Regions from separate parts of the Mus musculus genome. Here region 1 is linked to region 2. A link is a loop called in an ENCODE intact Hi-C map of the cell type or tissue named here. Cell type or tissue: gastrocnemius. All regions are shown on one strand. Each heading gives the region's core, and the rest is flanking DNA. Links, peaks and the distances in the headings are about the cores only.

Region 1 (6,255 bases), core at 604-5,603, 73 kb before region 2:
AACTAGCATCTGATGAGAGCTGCCTACACACCACACAGCTACGTCCGTGACAATCCCAGAAGGCCGAGCTGTCACTGTGCTCACGTGTCACACTGAAAACCTAGGCTCGAAGAACTGCAGTGACCAAACCGTGTGTGCACACACGCGTATGCGTGTTCACGAGTGGATGGTGGGAGATCGGGGTCTCTTGCTTTACCTCACCATCAGGGGCCAGGGCCTCACAACTCCCCATCTAGTTCTCCTTGGATGGACAGAGGCTCAGCGAGCATAACGAAGGGAAAGTCTGAAACTGACTGCGGCAGCCCTGGAATGTCACGGACAGTGGCAGAAAGCTTTGAGTGAAGAGCTGAGCTCAGATCAGCCAGCAAGCGCTGCTGGAGGGGAGAGGGGCGTCATCTGCGCCTCTTGGGGGGCAGCCTGCTCCTCACACACTGCATGGAAACATACCCTCCCTACTATGCATTGCTTTAAGGCCTGGCCATTGTCACACTGTCACTGTGAACTCTCTGAGGTCATGTGCTTGGGAACAGTCCACGTGGAGTTGCCGGCCGAAAAACAGAGAGCAAAACGAGCAAATGTCCACAAGCACCAAGCTCCAGGGGTCACCGGGATGGACCGACCAGTCAGGGCTACTGGTCACCAGGGAAACCACTAGGCTCTCTGTGGATGCCTGCACAGGAAAGTCTTCCTACAGAGGCAGTCCGCAACTGCTTTGCATTAAGAAAGCTGGGTGAGCATTCTCTGGGGCATAGTCTGGCAAGATGAGGCAACTCGAACTTACTGGAAACATTATTTTTGTAAACCATATCCAACTACTGGTCAGGTTTTCAAAACTCTGAGTCATATCTCAAGAAAAACAGAAAAGCAAGGCAAACAACATTCTACAGTTTAATCAAACACAGGAACAAAATGGACCACCGAGCACCTTAATCCTCACCTAAACCACCACATGGGAAAACCCATGCCTAACACGAGTGCCAGCTCCCTGTGCCTACCCCAGGCCGCACCGCCAAAAGGGAAGCCCCCACCCTCCCCATCCACAGTTCCCTTTCCGAAGCTCGGCTCCCCAGATGAGCGCAGCATCGTGGGAAACTCAGAGGTAGTTCATGGGTTGGCAAGGCTGCAGTTTGGGCTCATGCTTTTGCGCTTTGATATTTTGAACTCCTTTGGAGCACACCTGGAGGTTAGCCTAAGGCTGGCGCGTTTCCATTCTGCCCACATCTCACGACCAGCCCCTTAGCTAGGCTGCTGAGTGTATGGGTGGCAGGCCGGAAGACAGGGCAGTACCATCCCTGCCACAGTGCCAGCCCATCCTCTGAGTTCTACACCGCTGGGGGTTGGGGGCTGTGCTTACCCAGGAGCACACCAAGGGGACTGTGCATCTCCCCTGTGACCCAGGCACTCCACTCATTATGGCGCCCACAGGAATACAGGAGCAGATGAGAGAGATGCCTTCACAGATGTGCTTCCTGTAGCAACAGTCACAACAGCCACGCCATGGCCTCAGCACTGGTGCCATCAGCAGAGAAACAGATAAAGAGGGCCTGTGATAGGCATACACTGGGGTGCTATTTGGCCATAAAGAGGAGCGAAATCATGGCATCTGCCACAAGGTGGATGGAGCTAGAGATGTCACCCTAAGGGAAATAAGCTCGACTCAGAAAGACAAACACTGCATGCTGGCCTGCTCACGTGCTCCTCTCATGTGGAAGGGGGGACATGCAGAAGGGACTACCCTACAAGAGGAAGTGGACTACCAGGAAAGAAAGGGGGACAAAAGAGGGAAACAACCAAAGTACACCATACACACACATCCCACACATACACATATACCACACCACACACACACACACTCATACACACACATACCATGCATACACATATACAATATATACACACACATACACATATACCACACACTGAAATACACCACATACACACCAGACACATACCACACACATGCACACACATACACACTCATACACATATATACCACACATACATACTTATATACCACATACATACATACGCACATATACACATACTTATACCACACACATATACACCACATATACATATACCACACACCACACATACACCCCACACATATACCCACACACACCACACATACACATACACTGCACACACACCACATATACACATATACCACACATAATACACACACAACATACACACACTTATACCACACACACAACACACACACACACACAGGCACATACACAGAATATCAACAGAACCCTAATCACGTAGAGTGAATACATGCCACCTGAAAACAGGAACCCGCTCCTCAGTCACTAATCTCCTGTGGGTGATTATGGTGACACAGATCACAGGCCCAGTCACGTGCTCAGTGGTCACGTGAGAGGTGTGCATGAGCTGAGAGGGGCAAAGCCTGGATCCTGGCAGCTCCTCCCTCCACACTGCACCCACCTCAGGCTGTGGAGACTGTCACTACCCTCCCTGACCAGGCTGCTCTTGCTCCTGCTTACAGCCACAGCAATGATGCTCCCGCCATGTGTGAAAGCACTCGTGTGCAGACCCAGCCAGGGTTGGGCTCTACCCGCAGGTGTTCTTCTTTCTGGCCCTGTGTCAGCACCAGCCTGCGGGAGGATGCCGGGCACAGGAACCGGGCCTCCCCACCCAGCTGTCCTACACAGTCTGGCTGACCAGACACGTGAGTGGGCCCAGACAATGGCACTTGCTCATAATAACTGGAACCAGTAACGCATGCTTGTGCGCTATCAAAACCAAACTGTGTAAAGCTTAAGAAGACAAAGGGGGAAACCAGCAAACAAGAGAAAAGCATTGCCAATGGAAACATTCAGACAAGGAACCGATTCCTCACAGTCAGAAATCCTGAAACAGAAACTAGCAGGTTAAAATGGAAAGAGGGCAAAGCCTCAAACAGACGTTAAAATGCCAATCTGGCTAGGGAAGAGAGGTGAGAGGTACATAGACGCCGAACGGCCTAGTCATGTGGCAGACCAGCATCTACCTAAGGTCGGGGAAGGAGGCTAGCAGGATCTCCACAACCCCTTGGAACTCCTACCCTTCAGAGTTCAGGCTAGTCCAGTCTTGGGGACGTGCTATGTGACACACTGTGACACAGTACGCAAAGCTTTCTCCCGTGACATTATTTGAACTGCAAAGAAAGGAAAACAAAGTCCATGTGTACCTACACAGGGTGGGGTACACGGATGCTGCAATGGAGGAGAAAGCAAGGGTGATGTTCCTGCAGCTGTGAAAATAATTGTGCGGGAGACTCACACAGACCACTGTCACAGACCAGATTCTGCCACACTGCTCAGGTGGAGGGACAAAACTCTGAAGTGTTCCCTAAATTGTGTCTACCATTTCACAGGCAGTGCATCAAAGTTCCAGATGCCCCACGCCAACAGCAGTGCCCAGCCCTGACTGCAGATGGCAGCACCTAAGTCTGCCCAGCCATCGCTCTGACCATGGCATCTGCATGCGAGTCTATACGCCCGTGACTGCAGAGACTCAGTACCTCCTCATGCCCTTATCTGCCGCCCTCCACTTAGGGAGATGTGCTCCAATCTCCTGGCTCTTTCTTCAACCAGTTGTATTTCCCTCCTAGTGAGTTTCAAGGGTCCTTTGCATATTGCAGGCACAAGGTCCGCCATCAGTCAGGCCCCTGTAGTGTACACATCCACCCCACCCTTGACCCAACTCCACCCTAACAGTATCTTCTGACAGCAGAGGTTTTTCCACTTAGATGGATCTGGCTGCTGCCCTGCGGGTCAGGGGAACGGTTCCAGGACCCCTGGTTTAGCTGCAGGTAAATTCTAATGTCCCTCATGTAAACAATACAGTATATCGGATGGATGCCAATTCTCCTGCACGTGCACAAGCTGTTGGGGGTGATTAGACAAATGCGACACTATGCAGGAGGTGCCGTACTGTAAGGTACGTGGAAGAATGACAAGGAGACAGACAATCCACAGGAGCTCAGAACGTAGTCTCTGATGTTTGTGGCCCCAACTCTGGGACGCAGAAGGCCACACATCTCTATGTTCTTCTCAAATGCATGACGCTTCTGGCGCCTGATAATTCCGAAATCTTACTTGTTGCCTCGGGAGCAGAAAGCTTGCGTTCCCCTGACCCTTGTTGTGAGTTTTTCACTTCGGGTTTCTACACTTGGATCTTTGATCCACACTTGTTATTTCTGACCCTGGAGACACAGAGGCTGAAGTTTACTCTTTGCATGGGGACAATGAGCAGACAAGGGCTTTTTCCCAACGGGCTGTCTCTGACCCAAGCCTTACTATAAAAGGTTTACATTCTAAAACGCCTATAGTAATTAGAAACGTGAGCACAAGAGTTGAGCCACGCTGTGAACAGCAGACAGGGCTAGGAAGAGGAGCCTGGTGCAGGTCAGCAAGTGGTCACTGAAACAGCTGGCAGGGGCCTCGTGCCTGGATGGGGTTCACACAAGCACATCCTTATCAGTGTGGTGACCCTTCTGCTCGTGGCCCTCGTGGTGACAAAGCTGGCTTGCCTACGGGATAGGAACAGCAGGTAAATGGTACAGAAGAAAATGAGGCAAAGGGCACACTGTTTCTGAACACTGACCCAGACAGGGCTCGGCAGGAGGCACAGCGTGGCCGGGACATGGGAAGCAGTCCTAAGGGAGTCTACGGAATCATCCTATCAGCTGGGCTGATTCTGTCGGCTGCCTGCACACAGCCGTAGGAGTTTTTTTGAAAATGTAAGGGTTCCTTAAAATTTATAGTCTTTATCATCCCTGTCCTTCAGGAATTAAGGAGGGAGGAGAAGTCTTTAAGCCAGTGGTTCTCAACCTTCCTAATGCTACAACCCTTTAATACAGTTCCTCTTGTGGTGACCCCCAACCATAAAATTATTTTCATTGCTACTTCACAACTGCAATTTTGCTATGGTTATGAATCATAACATAAATATATGATACGTAGACAGTCTTAGGTGACCCTGTGACCCTATGGTTGTTCAACTCCCAAAGGGGTTGCAGTCCACATTCTAGATCAAATGCAGAAAATCGGAAAACTGCCCTGGGTTTGCCTTCTGGGGGAGAGTCTACAGATGGATGCATCCAGACTGTGGCTCCCCAGCTCACAAGCCCCACCCACCCACCTTAGTCCTTGATGCCACTGGAGGGCTGGGCTGCAGGTTCTCCCGATTTCTCTGACGTTTTGTTTTAACTGTGTAGTCACATTGGACCGGTCTGCCAAGGGACCCGTTAGTTACATCACTCAGCGGGCCCACTGTGCACTTCACAGTCCGGGTTCTGACCTTCTGCTCACCTGAGAGGCTAGAACTTGTTGGTCACTTCTGCACACAGATGTTTCCCAGATACTCAGAGAGGTCCAAGGAATCTCCCTGCCTCTGTGTCCCCAGGGCTGGGATCACAAATACACACCACCACACCCTGCTTTTTAAGATGGGTTCCGGGAATCTGAACTTGGGTGCTCAGACTTACACGGCACTCACTGTACAGACTGAGCCACCTCCCCGGCTACCACCCACCCCCTATTTGGTAGTGTCTGACTGTGGCGCTGACCACCACTAGAGCTAGAAAACAACCTGGTAATGTGTGCACCTTCCCTAAAGTTCCACCTTTTCCAGCCTGAAGTGTCTAATGGAGAACAGCAGGAATCTGAGAAGCCGCTGTTTTCTTCTCTCCGAAGAAACAGCCGCCATGTTTGGGGCTTATTAAATAGACTTTCCCAGGCTTCCAGTGTGCAGCGGCTCTGGCTAGTTCTATGGCAGCGTGACACAAGCTAGAGTCTCTGAAAGGCGGGAACCTCAACTGAGAAAATGTCTCCATAAGATCCAGCATAAGGCATTTTCTTAATTAGTGATTGACGGGGGAGGGCCCAGCCCATTGTGAGTGGTGCCATCCCTGGGCTGGTGGCCCTGCATTCTATAAGAAAGCAAGCTGAGGCAAATCATGGGAGCAAGCCAGTAAGCAGCACCTCTCCATGGCCTCTGCGACAGTTCCTGCCTTCAGGTTCCTGCCCTGCTTGGGTTCCTGTCCTGACTTCCTTTGATGACGAGCAGTGATCAACAGAGATGTGGAAATGAAAGCTGAATAGACGCTTTTCTCCACAGGTTTCTTTGGGTGTGGTGTTTCATCACAGCAATAGTAACCCTGACCAAGACAGTGGTGGATCAGGCTGTCCTCCACTACATCTGTTCCTCCTGTTGTAATGGGAGACAACGTAGTGCTGCCTATGC
Region 2 (6,255 bases), core at 738-5,737:
CCTGCTTTCTGGCGCTGTTGCAGCTGCAGGTAGCTCCTTGCTCCTTGCTGATGAACCAGTCTTAGTACTTCTATGCCAGGCTTCCTCCTGACCTCTGCCCATCAACACTTCTAGTCAGATCTACAGGCAATGAGGACTCGGCCCAAATAAAATGAAATTCATTTTCTTTCCCCTGAGACCCGGGCTCTCCCTGCTCACTCCCTGTCTTGTTGAACACTCATCTAAACCAAGCTGGCCACCCCAGCTGCAGCAGGTCCGAGCACAGGATTCACCACTTATGTAAAATCCCTTATTTGCAAAATACCCAAATTCAGTGGCCTTAACTCTTAGCTCTGCGGGTCTATCCACCTGCACTCGACCTTCCCCCTAAGCACACACGTCCACTGGGAGTCAGAAATGCCCTCTCCAGCACTGGGTGTGGGCCTTATCTGTTCCTGACTTAAATCAAAGCAAGATGCACACGTCCAGAGTCCAGATGCCCCTCGGGGTGGAGACAAGCTTGCAGGGCCTGAGGCTGTGACCGTTTGAAGGCCTTCTGCAGTGACTGAGGGCTGTGGTCCAACAGGGCCTACAGCCTTGGGTATGCTAGCTCACTGATCCCATAGCAACCTGACAGGTAGCCAGCATTCGGCCCCAGGTAGGCTGCAGAGGTTAAGGATTTGCCGTTATCGTGTAGGTGGCTCTCTGACTCCACACCTAAGTGGCTGCACTACATCCAAGCTTCGGTTTCCATGTCAAGAAAAGTTAGCAGCTCGGGCCAGATGTGCTGAGCCCACACGACAGTGCTCAGTGGCACCTGAAATACCCACCAATCACCTGGTGATTCTGGTCAGGTTGGCATGGCCTGGGGCAAAGGAAGATGGTCAAGGAAAGGTTCCTCCAGGCACTGCTGAGAGGAGCCAGAAGGAAGAGCAGGTAGGAAAGAGGAAACCATTGGAAAGAGGCTCGACTGGATTAAGATATGCCCAGAACTACTGAAGGACACCTCTAGGGGTGGCTGTGACCACCCCTGCCTGTTTATGAATTACTGACGGGAATGAAGGCACCCCCGATAGAGTCTTAGTGTGATGGCATTATGAGAAAGTAGCAAAGACGGGGGGGGGGGGGGGGCCTGGCTGGAGGAAATGGGTCACTGAGTGTGGGGTTATATCTTCCCTGGCCCCTTCCTATCTTCCTTCCCTCAGCTCACAGTCCTCCAGGAGGAGAAACAGCTTCCTCCACGGTACATTCCTACCAGTAAGGTGTTCTGCCGAAATGCATGGTGGGCTCAAACCACCAAGGAATGAACCTTCTGAAGCCACTAGCCCAAAAACAACTCCTTCCTTATTTACATTATCTCTGTACAATACAGATATTTTGACATACATGAAAAATGAATAATAGAGAGACTGAATTCGGGGCAGAGGACACACAGAAGGAAGCACAAAGCAGCCACGGAGAGTGCATGATGGGAGGGGTGAGAAGAGCAAGCGGTCAACCAAGTAAAGAAGTCAGCACAGGTCAAAAAACGGCTGCAGGCCAAGATCAAAGTTCTCTTTAGCCTAAGAACAAGGAGTAGCAGCTAACAGAAACTGGTTCTACACAATGCACATACTCATGTGATCCCGGGGCAGGGCTGCCCATCTGGAGGCTGACACCAGTACAAACCAAGGGAACTGAAAAGATTCAAGACTTATTCGAGATGTGGGAATGCAAACCTGATTGAGGGCTGGTTACCCTGGAAGGCAGGGCTAGCAGTATCTACTGGGTTTCTGGCTTTAGCAACTAGCAGTGTAAGAGACACTTCTGGTGGGACAAAGACCTTAAAATGTACCTTCACACAGTTTTCCAAAAACTCTGACAGTGTGTTAGTGTGAATAGCCTTGGCTCATGAGAAGTGGCACCATGAGTGGGTGTGGCCTTGTTGGAGTGGGTGTGACCTTGTTGGAGGAAGTGTGTGTCACTGTGGAGGTGGGTTTTGAGGGCCTATGCTCAAGCTCTGCCCAGTGCAAAAGATGTAAAACTCTCCAGCACCTTGCCTGCCTGCAGGATGCCATGCTTCCGGACATGTTGATAATAGACTGAACCTCTAAAAGTATAAGCCAGCCCCAAATAAATGTTTGCCTTTTAAGAGTTGCCTTGGTCATGGTGTCTCTTCACTGCAATAGAAGCCCTAAGACAGACAGAATCATTTAACAAATATCAAGATCTAAAAGTACAAAGACCAACTAGGTTTATACGTACCTTACACACAAGCCAAAGGCAACGCCCACCAATCAAGGCGATGAGCCACATTGACAGAAGCAACACTAGCAAGTGCTCGAAATCCTATGACCATCTCTACTACTGAAGAGAAGATCCTGACAGGCACAGGGCCCTCTGATTAGAAAGCAACAGACACAACCTGTAAGACTTTAGCTCAATGTGACAAAGGACACCGGGGCAAACCCGAGCTGACATCAAACTCCAGGAAGACAGTCTTCAAGCAAAGATGAACAACAAGATAAGGCCCCACTGCTACTCAGCACGGTGCTGAGAGCCTCGGGAAGGCATCGTGGCAGGAGAGAGACAAAGAGCACGGTGACTTCAAGATGGGAAAGAGAGAAGTAAGATTATGTCCACTGACAGGGGACAGGGTCCCCTGTGAAGGAAATCCCAGAGAGCCCATGAAAAACCTACAGAGCTAATTAATGAATTCAGCAACATTTTCATTTGATACATTAACAGTGAATCATCTAAAGATAATTTTAGAAAATAACTCCACTGGTAACAACATCAAACCACAGAACTCCATCCTCTCTGCTTCCAGCATTAGAAATTATCACCCATTCCTAAGGTGTGAACACTAAAGAAACTGGGCATGTGTGCACATGGGTACCTGTTGTCTTGGATGCCACAAAAAAAGGGTATCAGATGCCCTGGAACTGGAGGTTGTGAGCCGCTGTGTGGATGCTGAGGACAGAACCTGGGTCCTCACTGCAGCAATAAAGGCTCTTCACCTCTGAGCCACCTCTCCAGCCCTGTAGCTGCTTTTCTAACAGGCATCTTAGAACTTAACAATTCCTTAAAAGAGAAACAATTAAAGCCAAAACAACAAACACACAAAAAGCACCACTACCATAAAAAACATTCTTTGTTGGTTTGGTTTTGTTTGATTTTGGAGACAGGGTTTCTCTGTGTAGCCTTGGCTGTCCTGGAACTCACTCTGTAGACCAGGCTGGCCTTCAACTCTCTGAGATCCACCTGCCACTGCCTTCTAAGTGCTAGGACTAAAGGCATTATGCCAACACCACCCAGCCAAAAAGACAGAATAAACATACCATAAAAAATAGCCCATTAGGAAGGGAGCAGAAAGGAGACACTCCTAAAAGCTTTTAGGGGAAGACATCACATTTCTGAAACAGCTAAAAAGGAGAGGCCAGAAGAATAACTAAATGACTGACTTTTAGCAAGATTTGGGCAATTCACACTGGCAGACACTTCTTACAATTCTGAAAACCGAAAAGTAGACCTGAACAAATTAAACTTGTCCTTACACAGTAAGCCAAAGCTCGTACACAGTTCCCTCACATCCACTCAACACACCCTGATTCTGAACACAGCGCTGCTAAACCCACCTGAAAAGTAGCAAGGCAGCAAAAACCAAGAAAAGACCAAAACCAGAACAAGGGCTGAGGAGGAAGGAGCCAAGCCATGACAGTGAAACAGCAGTTAGGCTCTAGGCGTGCGAGGCACAGACAAAAACCACTCTGGTCATCAAAGCAGTATCAACGTGCAACCTTCAACGGGACAGCAAAAGACAAGACCTGGGGGGGTTCCTCCAGAATGCAGCAGCCTTAAGTAGGTGGGGCAGAGGGAGCCAAAGTGCTAGGATAGCTAGGTGCCACCTCATGGGAAAAGCAAAGGACACACACGAACACCGAGAGGGTGGAGCTGAAGGAGCCCTGAACACGGCAACAGAATGTACAAACATGCTAGACAATAATGCAACCTCATGAGCAGCCGCTCTGTGGTTCCTGAAGCCTGCCTTTCTACACGGCCCTACTCACTCAAGTCTGATGCTGCTGGTGTCCACGTTTTGCCCTATATAGGTGGCGGACTCTTTCTTCAGTTTCTAGAATGAGTTTTTCCCGTGGTGGATTTTGTCAGATGCTTTTTCTGAGTGTGTTGGGATAACTGTGGTTTTTCTTGCTTAGTCTGCCCCTGTGGTGAATTACTTTAAATGCATTTCAATAAAGACCCACACCTGCATCCCCAGAGTAACTCCCACATGGTTGTGGTAAGTAGTTCTTTTATGTATCGTTTGATTTAATTTGTTTCTGTTTTATCTGAGGCCAAAATGATACAGACTTACACCTAAATACAGAAGACCAAGGGTTGAGGGTGAAGAAACCGGTTAACAAGACAACAGAAGGCACAAACGTGATACAAAATAACCAATGATCTCAGAAGTAACTTCAGGCTTGAAGGACCTAGAGATCCAGGTTGGAGATATGGCTCAGCAGGTGGAACACTTGACCTATGTGAACTTAGCCTCCCTGAGTTTATGAACTTTGGTCCAGCACCAATAACAGACAGATGGATGGATGGATGAATTGATAGATGGACAGGTAGATAGATACGATGATCAGAGTAGATGATAAGCAAGACTTGGTGTCTAGCTCTAAAGACACATTTGTTTAAGATAAATCATGCTGGCAGGGAGCTGGAGCTGAATTCAGAGCAAGACACGGCCTCCCAAAAGAAAGCCTTCCATAGTGCAGGGATCCCACTCCTCTAAGACATCATCATCTCCAATGCCCTTGCACCCGAAGAAGAACCAACGGAGCTATGTAGAGAAGAGACAAACCCATGCCTCACAGCACTGCAGCCAGAAACTCACTTCTACCAGCAGACGGGCCCAGCTGCAGCTCACTGACTGCAGAAGCTCCACCCAGTCACAGCGGAGCTTTCTCAAGCTCAAGGGAACATCAGTAGGACAGACACACTGGGGGTGAAAAGACCTTAATACACGTAGTAGTGCACTCCTGTAGCCTGGGCACTCTGGAGGCTGAAACAAGACCTTAATTCCAGGCCAGCAAAACTATCTTAAAAGAACAAGGAGAGCAAACTAAATGCAAAGGAACAGAGAGGCAAAAGGCACCAGAATCCACAACACTGGGAACCAAAAATCAGCCCAGAAAGTTCAACGAAACAAAAACATGTGCGTGCATGTATGCGTGCGCATTAGTTAGTGAGTGAGTGTGTGTATGTGGTGCGAGTTTTGGTTTCTTTAAAAACCCAGTTCTATTGTTTTGGTTTAATCCCAGGTGGGGGATATGTGCTGCTTCAGTCTGTCCACAGCTGCCAACTATGATTGTCTTGTACTCTAAAAGGGCCATGATTTTTGCCTGCTGCAGGCAGTCTAACTCTGAGGATTCTGGAAAGAGAATAAATACCAGAGTCCCAAGAGGGGCGCCAGTGCTCCAAAGAAGGTGGGTGCTGCTACCCCTGCATTTGCTATTGCTGGGCTGCTGGATATCCTGACAATGAAAACTGGACTTGCCTCAAGGAACCCAACGCCTTTAATCAGCAAGAAGTAGTAGATTTTGTTAGCTGAAAGAGATCTATGCCCCCTTCCCCTCTAAGCTTTCTTTCCCACCTAGTGTTGGGGGTTGGGAGGGATTATGGTGGACTAAAAGTTGGAAGGAAGGAAGATGTAGAAGAACCCAACAAAATAATAAAACAAATACACCAACATATGTGTGTCTGTCTGTGGAACCAAGGCTGATGTCTCTCATCTAAACCAAGAGTCAGCCAGCTTTGGCTAGCTCAGCTCTAAGATTCCCTCTCTCCGCCTCTTAACGCGATGAGATTACAAAACCTACAGCCACTAATGCCAGCGGGCATTTGGATAGCTTCTGACGGTCCGGACCCAGGCTTCACATGCACACAGTAAGCACTTCACACCCTAAGCTATATCTCCCAGTCCCCCAAAATGGTGTTTTGTTTTATTTTGTTTTGCTATAAGATGAATAATTTGAAAAGCCTCTATCAAAGAGCACTTCTCAAGTCTCTATGAAAATCAGAAACAGAAGCACCATGTCCTACCCAAGTCTACAGGGTTAGCACTGAACTGGACAAAGATTACAGGAACGGAAAACTAAACACCAGTACTTCTCGTAAATATAGATGCAAATAAAATATAAGCATATCAACTCCAACAATACATAAAAACTATCCCAACCGGTTGGAATTTACTTCCAGAGATAGAGGTGGGGGTCATTACTGAAAGGC

The links. Peaks named below come from ENCODE experiments on the same cell type or tissue, not always from the same donor. Only the 100,000 strongest peaks of a DNase experiment are listed, where the experiment ranks them.
Region 1: it touches region 2 in a loop (1.8-fold over the local background); 6 of 42 quality-filtered maps call a loop at or near these places.

Annotation. Positions count from the first base shown.
Region 1 is chr13:52,847,074-52,853,328 of GRCm38, forward strand. The region is part of intron 6 of Auh (AU RNA binding protein/enoyl-coenzyme A hydratase); the gene reads right to left. Among named protein-coding and RNA genes, the nearest start is that of Gm33315, 21 kb to the left of the region's middle. In gastrocnemius, for the core only: a CTCF peak has its summit at 3,427 (motif pointing right); a DNase peak (open chromatin) is centred at 2,596; H3K27ac peaks cover 1,619 bases.
Region 2 is chr13:52,919,718-52,925,972 of GRCm38, forward strand. The region is part of intron 1 of Auh (AU RNA binding protein/enoyl-coenzyme A hydratase); the gene reads right to left. Among named protein-coding and RNA genes, the nearest start is that of Auh, 6.8 kb to the right of the region's middle. In gastrocnemius, for the core only: no CTCF peak of the experiment used is centred there; no DNase peak of the experiment used is centred there.